Linked DNA regions of Homo sapiens: region 2 is linked to region 1. Evidence: chromatin contacts called from ENCODE Hi-C or POLR2A ChIA-PET data. All regions are on one chromosome and are shown on one strand. The core of a region is the stretch at or near the end of the contact, and the rest is flanking DNA. Distances in the headings are between cores, read along the strand shown. Region 1 overlaps MAML3 (mastermind like transcriptional coactivator 3). Region 2 overlaps MAML3 (mastermind like transcriptional coactivator 3).

Evidence for each region. Hi-C counts contacts between places; a loop is a spot of excess contacts on that map. ChIA-PET counts read pairs that join two places held with the same protein, here RNA polymerase II (POLR2A). Pooled maps may share reads with other maps.
Region 2: POLR2A ChIA-PET joins it to region 1 with 16 read pairs in naive thymus-derived CD4-positive, alpha-beta T cell. The contact joins two enhancer-like sites. A Hi-C loop is called at or near these places in 3 of 168 maps with a recorded cell type or tissue (cardiac septum, left ventricle myocardium inferior and psoas muscle), 2 of 37 single-sample maps with no recorded cell type and 3 of 50 pooled maps. POLR2A ChIA-PET finds 5 or more read pairs at or near these places in 6 of 52 experiments (Caco-2, activated T-cell, activated naive CD4-positive, alpha-beta T cell and 2 more).

What each region holds. Positions count from the first base shown.
Region 1 is chr4:139,931,600-139,937,224 of GRCh38, forward strand. The region is part of intron 1 of MAML3 (mastermind like transcriptional coactivator 3); the gene reads right to left. LOC105377452 (a long non-coding RNA gene) reads left to right here. Exons shown (of 4, transcript XR_007058279.1): 4 at 1-117. Among named protein-coding and RNA genes, the nearest start is that of MAML3-AS1, 190 kb to the right of the region's middle. Within about 2 kb of position 2,817, at least 5 of the 41 ENCODE cell types and tissues checked have a DNase peak (open chromatin) inside an H3K27ac peak, as active enhancers do.
Region 2 is chr4:139,973,354-139,978,978 of GRCh38, forward strand. All of the region lies in intron 1 of MAML3 (mastermind like transcriptional coactivator 3), which reads right to left. Among named protein-coding and RNA genes, the nearest start is that of MAML3-AS1, 150 kb to the right of the region's middle. Within about 2 kb of position 2,803, at least 10 of the 41 ENCODE cell types and tissues checked have a DNase peak (open chromatin) inside an H3K27ac peak, as active enhancers do.

The DNA of each region.
Region 1 (5,625 bases), core at 1,567-4,066:
ATCAGAAGCCTTTGTCTTCCTTCTGCCTAAACTTCTGCCCCAGGCTCAACAATCCTCCTGTGCAGTCTCCTTCCGTAATCTCCCCTTCTGCAGAATAAAAAGAACTTTGTAAAAGTACTTTAGAAATAAGCCTGGCTCGGTGGCTCACGCCTGTAATCCCACCACTTTGGGAGGCCCAGACGGGCGGGTCACCTGAGGTCAGGAGTTCAAGACCAGCCTGACGAACATGGTGAAACGCCGTCTCTACTAAAAAAAAAAAAAATACAAAAATTAGTTGGGCATGATGGCTGGCACCTGTAATCCCAGCTACTCGGGAGGCTGAGGGAGGAGAATTGCTTGAACCTGGGAGGCGGAGGTTGCAGTGAGCCGAGATGGTGCCACTGCACTCCAGCCTGGGCGATAAGAACAAAACTCTGTCTCAAAAAAAAAAGTACTTTAGAAATAATTTTTTGATTTGCTTACTACTTTGAATAGTATTTTTGCCTGCCTTTCTTTGCCCAAATTTTTGTAAGAAAAAACATCATGCAAATAAAAGGTACTCAATTCTTATTTTTCACAACAGGGACAGTAACTTTCTCCTCAGATTTTCATTGCTTACTTTTTACATTAGTTCCTCGATGGTTTATAAGCTTTTGTTTTTGTTATCTTGATTTTTTTTTTGATATCTTGGAATTTTTTTATGTCACCTAATTTGAACTAACTGGAATGGAAGGATGTAATCATGTGGGGAAAAACATAAAATACTTTCAAAGAAACTAAGTTTCATTGATCTCAAGATTATGCAGTACCTCAAACTAAGGTTAACAAAGTGTTGCTTCGTTAACAGGGACTTGGAGTCAGTTAAGTGCTTTAATAAGTAGATAAGGCTTATTTGCAATTAGCATATTGATTGTTTACATATAAATGAGTGCTTCCAAAGTGCTTGAGGGGAGCAGGAAAACAGCTTGTTAAGAGTTTTAAATGCCCCCCTTACAGATCATTTATCTCTATACTAATAGACACTATCTTTGAACCAAGTCTTTGCTAGTCCAAGGAGATATCAACCAAAAAGCTAAAATCACCACACATTTCAAATAAGTATAATTAATTAATGATCTTTATTTTGGGGAAAATGTTACCAAAAGTCCCTTCAGAGTGGGTTCACCTGATGGACAAACAATTGAAAAGACAATCAGATCCAGAACTAGTTTCACGCCAGCCATGGTGATCTCTCGTATCTCCATTTTAAGGAAAACGACCAAATTCCACAAGTTTTGTTCACAGCTGACTGAACCAGGTAGAAGGACCCAACCCAAGGAAAACCCGTGGTCTCTGTATGACACAGATTGGCTTGAAAAATGAGCTTGGTCTGTCAGCTTCTGACCCTCACAAGTTTATCTGGAAACACAGGGAAACATAGTTAGCCGTGGCAGCAGAACCTAAAAGCGACACAGCAGACAGACAGGCCAAGGGAGGGGTTGAGTCACATTCGAAAGCCAAGAAACTAAGAAATTCCTATGAGGAGACAGAGATGTGGAGAGAAAGAAAGAAAGAGAAAAGAAGGAAGCAAGGAAGGAAGGAGGGAAAGAGTGGGGAAGGAAGGAAGAAAAGAAAGGGACACACGCATAGCCACACATGTAAGACAGATGATAGATGGAACCTGTGCCCCTTGGAGGGAGTGGTTTGTCCCTATATTTTCCCTGGTTGGCTCTTCCTACTCAGGGCCCGCCCATGAGCATCCTTAGAGCCAACCTCTTTGTCCTTTGAGGTAAACTGGGGCGCTGTTGTTCCTTACTCTGTAACTTGCTGTCAAGAGACGAAAACACCCCAAACCATCTTCCAAATAGGAGCAAGGGGTGGGGACAGGGCAGGATGGGGAGACATCCAACACGTAATGCATTTTACACGGAAAAGCCTCCTTCTCATGCACGTGAATTTGCTTAAATATTTCCAAATTTTCACCAAGACAGCACCACAAAAAGGTCTTTTTCTGGGCTTCTCAAGGCCTACATCCTGGGAGTGAGTAAAGCTGGTGGGGCGGCTACGCTGTTTGGGCCTGATGCCAGCAACATGGTGGAGTCTGTCACACTCCTTTGATGTTCACAGTCAGGACAGCTTCTGCCTGCTAAATATTAATCCAATTTGGCCAATCAAACTTCAGGTGTAGTAAATGATTACAGTAACAGGCAGCTTGTAACCCAGAGAACCCTTCCGCTTCCTGAGGTCAGCCTGGGGCTTTGTTTGAAAACCAGGAGTAGCACAGCAGGGAAGAGGCGTCCCAAAGGAAGAGGGATGGGGTGGGGGTGTGTGTGAACGAGTGTGTGTCTGAGTGCATGGGATTATGAGTGTGACTGTTATATGTGAATATGTGTGAATGTGTATATCTGTGAGTGTATGTGATTATGAATGTGTGACTATATGTGAATGAGTATGTGAGTGTATATGAATGTGTGTGGGACTGTGTGACACTAAGTGTGTGAATTTGTGTGCCAATGTGTGAATATATGAATGTGTGAATGAGTGTGTGTCTATGTGTGTGAATACGTGTATGTGTGAATGTCATGTGTGAATGTGTTTATGAATATTTGTGAGTGCATGTCTGAGTGTGTGTGAATGTGTGTGTCTGTGTGTGATGTATGTATTTATGAATATGTGAATGTATAACTATGCATGTGTGAATGTGTGTAAGAGTGTGTGGGACTATGGGTGTGTGTGCGACTATGGGTGTGTGTGCGTGTGAGTGAACATGAATGTGCATATTTGTGAGTGTTGAGGAGGGAGGGAAAAGGAGAAAAATAAAAGGGAAATAAGAGGGTGTGTGAAAATGTGGCAATTCTCTTCTCAACTGGAAATACAGATTAACATGTGCAAAAAACAACCCTGACCCGAGTTTTCAGCTGTGCATGCGGCGGTGATGTCACTCTCCATTAATCAGGAAGCAGATGCTCCTGGCTGCCTTCTCTCCATCACCCCCTCAGAAAGAGGGTGAGGGCGTCCACGGGGCTCTTCGGCTTTCTTATTTCTACCCCCATCGAAAGGCAAATATGAACCATGTGGCTGTCTCCACCCCTGACTTTAAAAGCATGTGTAGTTAAGGGACTTCAGCTTTTCCTAAAGAGTATTCCTCAAGGGAGTAAGGAAAAAACCAAACTCAACCACTAAAGTGTTCTTCCCTAAATGTCAAAGAAATCTGGTGGGTTGCTGATGTTGTTTTTCTAAACCTCTTTGCCCTAACAACACTTTGTAACATACATGGAGTGCAAGATTCTCTTTTTGCAGAGAGAAAATAAACCCTAAGGCATAGAGTAATTTTCTGCTTGTTGAATCTTGTGCCTGGTTTGTTTCAACAAAGCCAGGTTTCCTTAGCATCACCTGGCCTAATCTACAGAACAGGCACTTCCATGAGAGTGTAACCATGTTTAGCAAAAGGTATCAGTTTGCCAGCTACTTAATGTCTTGGGCAACGTACGGCTGCCAATATCCACTCAATTAGAAGGTATTAATCATGCATTTTACTGCTCTCCCCCTACTGCCTATCACCCCCCTTCCTCAGCAAGGCACAGAACACAGCCGACTTCTCATGTAATTCAGCCTTCCAGGCAGATGCAGTTACATGGCAACCATCAAGACACCTCTTTTTTTTTTTTTTTTCGGACTGATATTCTATTAATCCTTACAAGTTTATTAGTTCTGACTCATAACAATCCATCAGCCATAAGTGCAATAAATGATGCTTGGAAATTAATACCCACGTTTCAGCAGAGAAGGTTTTATATATTGAATTATCTTTAAAGTTATAAATAAATAACATACGTGAAATAGATTTAAGCAATAAAAATATATTCTGCAAACAATACCCAGTAAGCTTAATATTCACCAAGCTGAAGTTACTTGGGCAGTATCTTAATAAGCCCTCAACTCCCTGCCCTCCTTCTCTTCCCTGGTAAAATCATAAATCCATCACATCAAATATTGGGGTTCTTTCTTGGAGGAAAAATAGGGCTTCCTTTATCTAACACTTATTCTCAGTGTTTCAAGTGTTTCAGCTTTCCTAGGGTTTTTTTGTTTTTTTTTTTTGGTTTGGTTTTTGCTTGTTGTGGGGTTTTAGTTTTTAAATTTTTCATAATTTATTTTTGTGCTTTCTGCTAATTTTTTCCAGCTTCTTTAAAGCATAATTGGCATATAAAAATTGTATACATTTAAGGTGCACAACATGATGTTTTGATATATGTATACATGGCAAAATAATTATCACAAGCTAATTAACATATCCATCACCTCACATAGTTACCATTTATTTTCTATGTGTTGAGAACTATTAATGTCTACTCTCTCAGCAATTTCAAGTATACAATACAGTATTACTGACTGTAGTTACCATATTGTACATTATATCCCTGGAACTTATCTATCCAGCATAACTGAAACTTTGTACCCTTCGACCAACATCTCCTCATTTTCCCCGCCTCCCAGCCTCAGATAACCATCATTCTACTCTATCGGAGTTAGATTCCACATATAAATGATATCATGCAGTATCTGTCTTTCTCTGCTTGGCTTATTACATTTAGCATAATGTCCTCCTGCTTCCCCCATGTTGTCACAAATTGCAGGATTTCCTTCTCTTTAGAGGTTGAATAATATTCCATTGTTTATATGTGTGTATAAACACACAGCCACATACACACACCACATTTTTAAATTCATTCATCAGTCGATGGATACTTAAGCTGATTTCATATCTTGGCTATTGTGAATAATGCTGCAGTTAACACAGGAGTGCAAACATCTTTTTGACATACACATTTCCTTTAGATACATATCCGGAAGCAAAGTGGGATTGCTGGATCACATGGTAGTTCTCTTTTTAATGTTTTGAGGGACCTCTATACTGTTCTTCATAATAGCTGTACCAATTTACATGCTCACCAATATTGTTCTAAAATAATTCAGAAATTTTCTGAGATATCTTCTTTTTTGTGTGTGCACACACTTGTAGTTCCACCTACTTGGAAGGCCGAGGCAGGAGGATCACTTGAGGCCAGGAGTTCAAGGCTGCAATGTGCTATGATCATACCTGTGAATAGCCATTGCACTCCAGCCTGGGTAACATGGTGAGACCCTGTCTCTAAAAAACAACAAAAGTTGAAAAAAATACCTGAGATATCTTTGTTTGCCCTTACCTCCTCCTCTTTATCTTTTCCCCCAACTCCTCAACAAAGCCACTTAAATAGCGTTTAAAAAGTGACCCCCCTGAAAGAAAGTCCTATTTAAATCGTGGCTTCAGTAGAGCTTTTCAAGAACCAAGGCCATTAGAAATTCATCTTGCTCAAGGGAGGCAAGAGGCTGAATTCAGGAGCCAGGAGTTTATTTTGCTATATAATGAAAACAAGGGAGAGTCAAGTTTCTACCCAGTGTCAAACAACTCTATCACATTCCCATCAAAATAAGTCAGAAAACATCTGCTAATTTTTACTTTTGTTTTTCAAAAAAGAGAGGGCTCATAGTGCTATTTGCTAACCTGTCTTTCTTGCTAGCCAAATTTTCTAAAAGATACACTCAAATTAAAAGTTTTATAGTGATACTTTTCTTTCAGTAATGAATTAAATCTGTATAATTTTATTGAATGTTGCCCCTCATGGAAAT
Region 2 (5,625 bases), core at 1,553-4,052, 42 kb after region 1:
ACTTCAGTCCATTGTTTAGGTCACATGCAGGCCAAATTCAAAACAGTGCTGAATCTATCGGCGAAGATTAAAACACTGGAAAGTCATTATTGATTCGTTTGGGCGGGTCTACGTCGTAAAGGTTAAGTGTAGTAAGTGTAGGTTCTGGACCACAGACTCTTGGAAACTCTTTGTTTCCTTGAGCAGTTATTACTGGAAGGGAGCCTTGGCATCACCCCCACAGGGAGCTATATATTCAAGTCAGGCCCCAGTCAGGATATTTCTTGGTCAAAGGATAAATGAGGTCTCCTAAAATAGTCCTGACAGGCCACCAACATCTGTGAATACCACAAGTTCACACCTGTAATCAAAACCACTTATTCTCCAAAAAACAAAAACAAAAACCAGCTCAGAGGATGGGATGCTGCCACAATTGTCTCTCCCTTGGAGACAAAGAATGGTCAAAAACCACTTGCTTTGATAAATCTTGCTGAAGCAACAAAAATAGCTGTGTCATGCAGAGATGATAGAATTACCTTTCACCATTACATCAGAACAAAAACCTCCAAGAAAGGCAAAATTTCTCATTCTCCCATCTAACTACATTCACAGGCAAATCCCTAAAATTCAAGCCAAATTACATACAAGTATTTTACATAGCTTTTTGCATTTAGAACATCTGTTAATTCAAAATGTGGTTGATGAATTAACGGCCTACAACGTTCCTTTAAAACCAAACCACCTAAAAATCAATTTATTCTTACATTTAATAGTTTTTTTTTTTTTTTTTTGAGACAGAGTCTCGCTCTATCACCCAGGCTGGAGTGCAGTGGCGCTATCTCGGCTCACTGCAAGCTCCGCCTCCCGGGTTCACACCATTCTCTTGCCTCAGCCTCCCGAGTAGCTGGGATTACAGGCGCCCACCACCACGCCCAGCTAATTTTTTGTATTTTTAGCAGAGACAGGGTTTCACAGTGTTAGCCAGGATGGTCTCGATCTCCTGACCTTGTGATCTGCCCGTCTCGGCCTCCCAAACTGCTGGGATTACAGGTGTAAGCCACCGCGCCCGGCCATTTAATTGAACTTAGTAAGTGTCTGTTACATGAGTACTATGTTAACCACTATTATAGGAGATTTTGGAGAAGTATAAGGCATGTTATCATTCCTTAATGTACTTATAATTTCATTGAGAAAGGCAGTGTACACATTAAACAGCTAGTTGAGCGAATTTGGCAATATCCTAAACATTGCTGGGCTTCTATTTCCTCACTGGTAAAATGAAGGAGTCAGAAGAGATGATTCCCGAGACTCTTCTAGGTCTCAAGTTCTATAAACCTTTCAATGCCTACGTAGAAAACAATCCAAGATAATATATGGTGAAGTCCAGATAATATATGGTCAAGTCCATATATTATATTGTATTTATTGATAAATAATCAATACGATAGGAGGTCAGAGAAGAGAGAGATCAATTTTGAGGTGGCAAAGGTTTTCTGGAAAAAGAAACTTCAGCTTGGACTTGAAGGACGGGTAGAATGTGAAAGGGGCAGGAGGTGGTCACTGTTTACTAAGAGTGCAGAGGGCTTGTGCAGGGTGACTGGAAAAATTCTTGATTAGGGACAGGGAAGATGAGTTTGTATTTGTCTCTGTGGATAAAGGGATTATATGTTGTCAAGTGGTGGATTTAAGTAGGGGAAGTGATATGACGACTTGGTGACATGATCCTATTAACCTGCAAGTCAGATCACACCATTCTCTTCTCAGAGCCATCCAGCAGCATCCCATCTCTCTCAGATAAAAGCCAAAGTCCTTGCAAGGGCTTGCAAGGCTTTGCAGCATCTGCTTCTTCCACCCCTATCAACTGTCGCCTTATGTCCTCCTCTCCCACACCAGCCTCCTCAGAGTCTTCCTCATATACCAGGCACACTTCAAGCATTTTCACATGCGTTTCCTCTGCCTAGACTGCTCTTTCCTCAGGTATCTCCATGTTTGGCTACTCCTTCATGTAATTGCTCAAATGTCACTTTTCAGTGAAGCCTTCCCTATCACCGTATCTAAAATTGCAGCCTACCCTTTCCATACACACAGGCTCACACATGAACACGCGTGCAGGCATGCACACACACACACCCCATATACCTCCTTATCTCCCTTCCCTGCTCTACTTTTTTCATTACATCTACCATATTCTACCATGTGATATGATTTATTTACTTTCTAAAATGTCTCTATCCACTGCCCTCCTCCCTTAGGTAGTATAAACTCCATGAGGAAAGGGGGTTTTGTCTGCTTTATTCACTGCTGTATGTCTCAAGCCTAGAACAGTGTCTGGCCTAGAATAGGGGCCCAGGAACTATTTGTCCAGTGAATGAAGGCATGAATATAATGAAAAAGGTGTGAAGTCATTAACCTCACAGATTGAACTGCAAAGTGGAGGGCCTAGAGGTTATGAAAACTTGGACTAAAGGAAGGCAATGGGAAGAAAAAAGGAGCTGACTAGGAGAGACTTCATCAAGAAATAACAACCAGGGGCTGTTAACTATCTCAGTGTTCAGGCCTGGATTAAAGGAAATATATTCACCATGGGAATTAGGAGAATGTTAGGGGCAAAAGAGGAACTGAAAATGTACTGAAAATAAAATGATGCATAGTTTTATAAACAAATATCAGTCAGATTTAACTTCAGTTGTTTCCAAACATAATTGATTGCTATTTTCTTCCTGCTTACATTTCTGAGAATGGCTAAAAGGAAACTAAAAAAGAAGGAAGTGGGAAATGTGTAACGTGCCATACTTTCCTTTTAAGGCAACTTCAGCCTGAATGCTGGGCAAAGCCTCCCACATTTCACAATTTGTTCTCTATCAGCTCTCAGGAACACAAAATACAGGAAAGACAGATCCTGTTCTTCTGGTTTTTTTTCTTTTCTTCTTCTTCTCTTCATTATGTTTTCTCCTCCCCCAAAAACAGTAATCAGAGCAGATGACAAGAAATCTTTTTAACATCAGCCTTGGTGTAATAAGCATCTTGGAAATGGAAAAAGCAAGAGGGGATGTGATGAAGTCTTTACCAGTCTGTGCAGATGTTAAGACTTTACTAGAGCCACAGCAAGAAAGTACTATTTATGTCAGGTTAATATCTTATTCATACATTTCTTTAGAAATTATGAAGGCATAGTACATTAACATCCAGTCATCCAATATTACTTAGAATCATAGGTGATACCTTCAGGAAAAAAAAGGTGGATGATCTTATTTCCTGATTGAAGAAATCTCAAGTACAGTTGAGAAGCCATATGTGGTTAGTATGTACTTAAGATATGAGCTTTAAAAGCAAGTCCTACATTTCTGCAAATTCAAATTTTACTATTACCTCTTTTAAAATTCAGTGTTTTTTAGAGGCATTTGCTTAATTAAGTTTGATTCTATACTTATTTTTCTGCCTTTTAAATACATACCCTAAATTAAAACTAAATCAGTGGTTCTCAACTAGGGTGATTTTTTTTTCCCTCCAGGGCACATCTGGCAATGTCTGGAGATAGTTTTCACGACTGTGGGGAGAAGAGGGTGTCACATCCATTAAACAGAGGCCCAGGTACTATGGTCTGAATGGCTGTATTCCCCCAAAATTCATATGTTAAAACCTGATCATCAATGTGCCATATTAGAAGGTGGGGCTTTTAGGAAGGGAATCAGGTCGTAAGGGCAGAGCCTCATGAATGGGATTTGCCCTTATAAGAGTTCCTGGTGAGCTGCTTCGGCCCTTCCACCAGGAGACATGCAGCAAGAAGGCACCATCTATGAACCAGGAAACAGGCCCTCACCAGACACTGAATCTTGATCTTCAACTTCTCAGCCTGCAGAACTGTGAGAAATAAATTTCTGTTGTTTATAAACCACCCAGTTAATGGTATCTTGTCATAGCAGCCCAAATGGACTAGGGATGCTGCTGAACATCCCAGAGTACGCAGGACGGCCCCCGCCACAGAGAAGAATCTAATTTAAAATGCTGATAGTGCCGAGGGTGAGAAACTCTGGCCTAAATCATCTCTGATAGAGATCCCCAAATTATGATAAAGCAATAACCATTTTAGTCCAAGTGTGTCCTTCACATAAGACTAAGGAGTGGAAGAGTGGAGCTCTGCAAATTGCATTGTTTAAAAATGCAGTCAGACCCTACTTTGGAACATTCTGCCCTTACTGGTAATACTAATTATGAACATATAGATTAAGTCTCCAGATAAGAATTAAAAGGATGTTCTGGCCAGGCGCGGTAGCTCACGCCTGTAATCCCAGCACCTTGGGAGGCCGAGGCGGTTGGATCACCTGAGGTCATGAGTTCGAGACCAGCCCAGCCAACATGGTGAAACCCCGTCTCTACTAAAAATACAAAAATCAGCTGGGTGTGGTGGCATGTGCCTGTAATCCAAGCTACTCAGGAGGCTGAGGCAGGAGAATTGCTGGAACCCAGGAGGCAGATGCTGCAGTGAGCCAAGATCTTGCCACTGCACTCCAGCCAGGGCCACAGAGTGAAACTCCCTAACAAAAAAACAAAAAACAAAAAACAAAAAAAAAACAAAAAAAGGATCTTCTATGCTCTTTTCTGTTCCTACACAGAAATTACAGGAAATTCATCACAGAATCAGTGAACACCAAAGCTGAAAGGGACTGCAGAAGGTAGCACAATGGATCCTCTCACTTTACTGATGGGAGGGGAAGTGGTGCAGACTGAGGTCACAGTCTTGCTTTCAGGCCCCAGCTGGTCAGTTTCAGAGCTTGGATTAGAATTCACTCCATCCCTCAGGTCTGTGCTCCTTCTCCTTGACTCGGAAGCAAATGTGAAGAATGGAGCCCAAGAAGGTTACAAAAAAAAGTCTTTGGACCAAAGTCTCTCTCTTGATTTCAGCCTCAAAGGAAGTGAGCTAATGTGGAGATGCATGGCACTCCTGGCTCCCCATCTTTGGGAGTGGTGAGCCTCCCAAGCACAGGAAGATTCAGCACCAACTCTAGCTGCAGATCTATCCCAAGGCCCAGATTGCATTAGCCAAGACCTCTCCAGGAAGCCTGTTGGAGTGAGCAGAGAAGAGCCTCAACAGGTGGCAAGTGGTCTCAAGTGCCACTTCTCTCTGAAAGGAAAGTCCTGCAAAAATGAAAATCTGCAAATGCTTTAAAAACGAGTGGCAGAGGATGGCGTCTCTGCCCTTTCTCCTCCTGGGTAAAGGGCAGTTGACCCTCACTATGTCTTCCAAATGCCTCCCATGACTTCCCAGCATCAACCACATCAAAAAAAAAGAGAGAGAGAGAGAGCACACAACTGCGCTAGGCATTCACAACATTCTCTTCCTTCAGGGGCTCCAATCTGGGCCCTGGCAGGTTATCAAAGAGACTTGGGTCTCTTTGTCCCCCATCCCTAATCTGTCTTGGTGTCTCTCTTTGGCCCTCCCATGGATGACATCCCCCCCAGAGACCTTGCCAGTCAGCCTGCCCACCTGGCCTCCCCACAGAACTGGCTATATAGCAGGAAACGGATTTGCCACTTCTCCATTTCCAGATGGCACTGAAACAAGTACACATCCTCCTTTCACTTTCAAAGAGCTCTATGACTACTTTCAAAGAGCTCTATGACTACTTTCAAAGAGCTCTATGACTA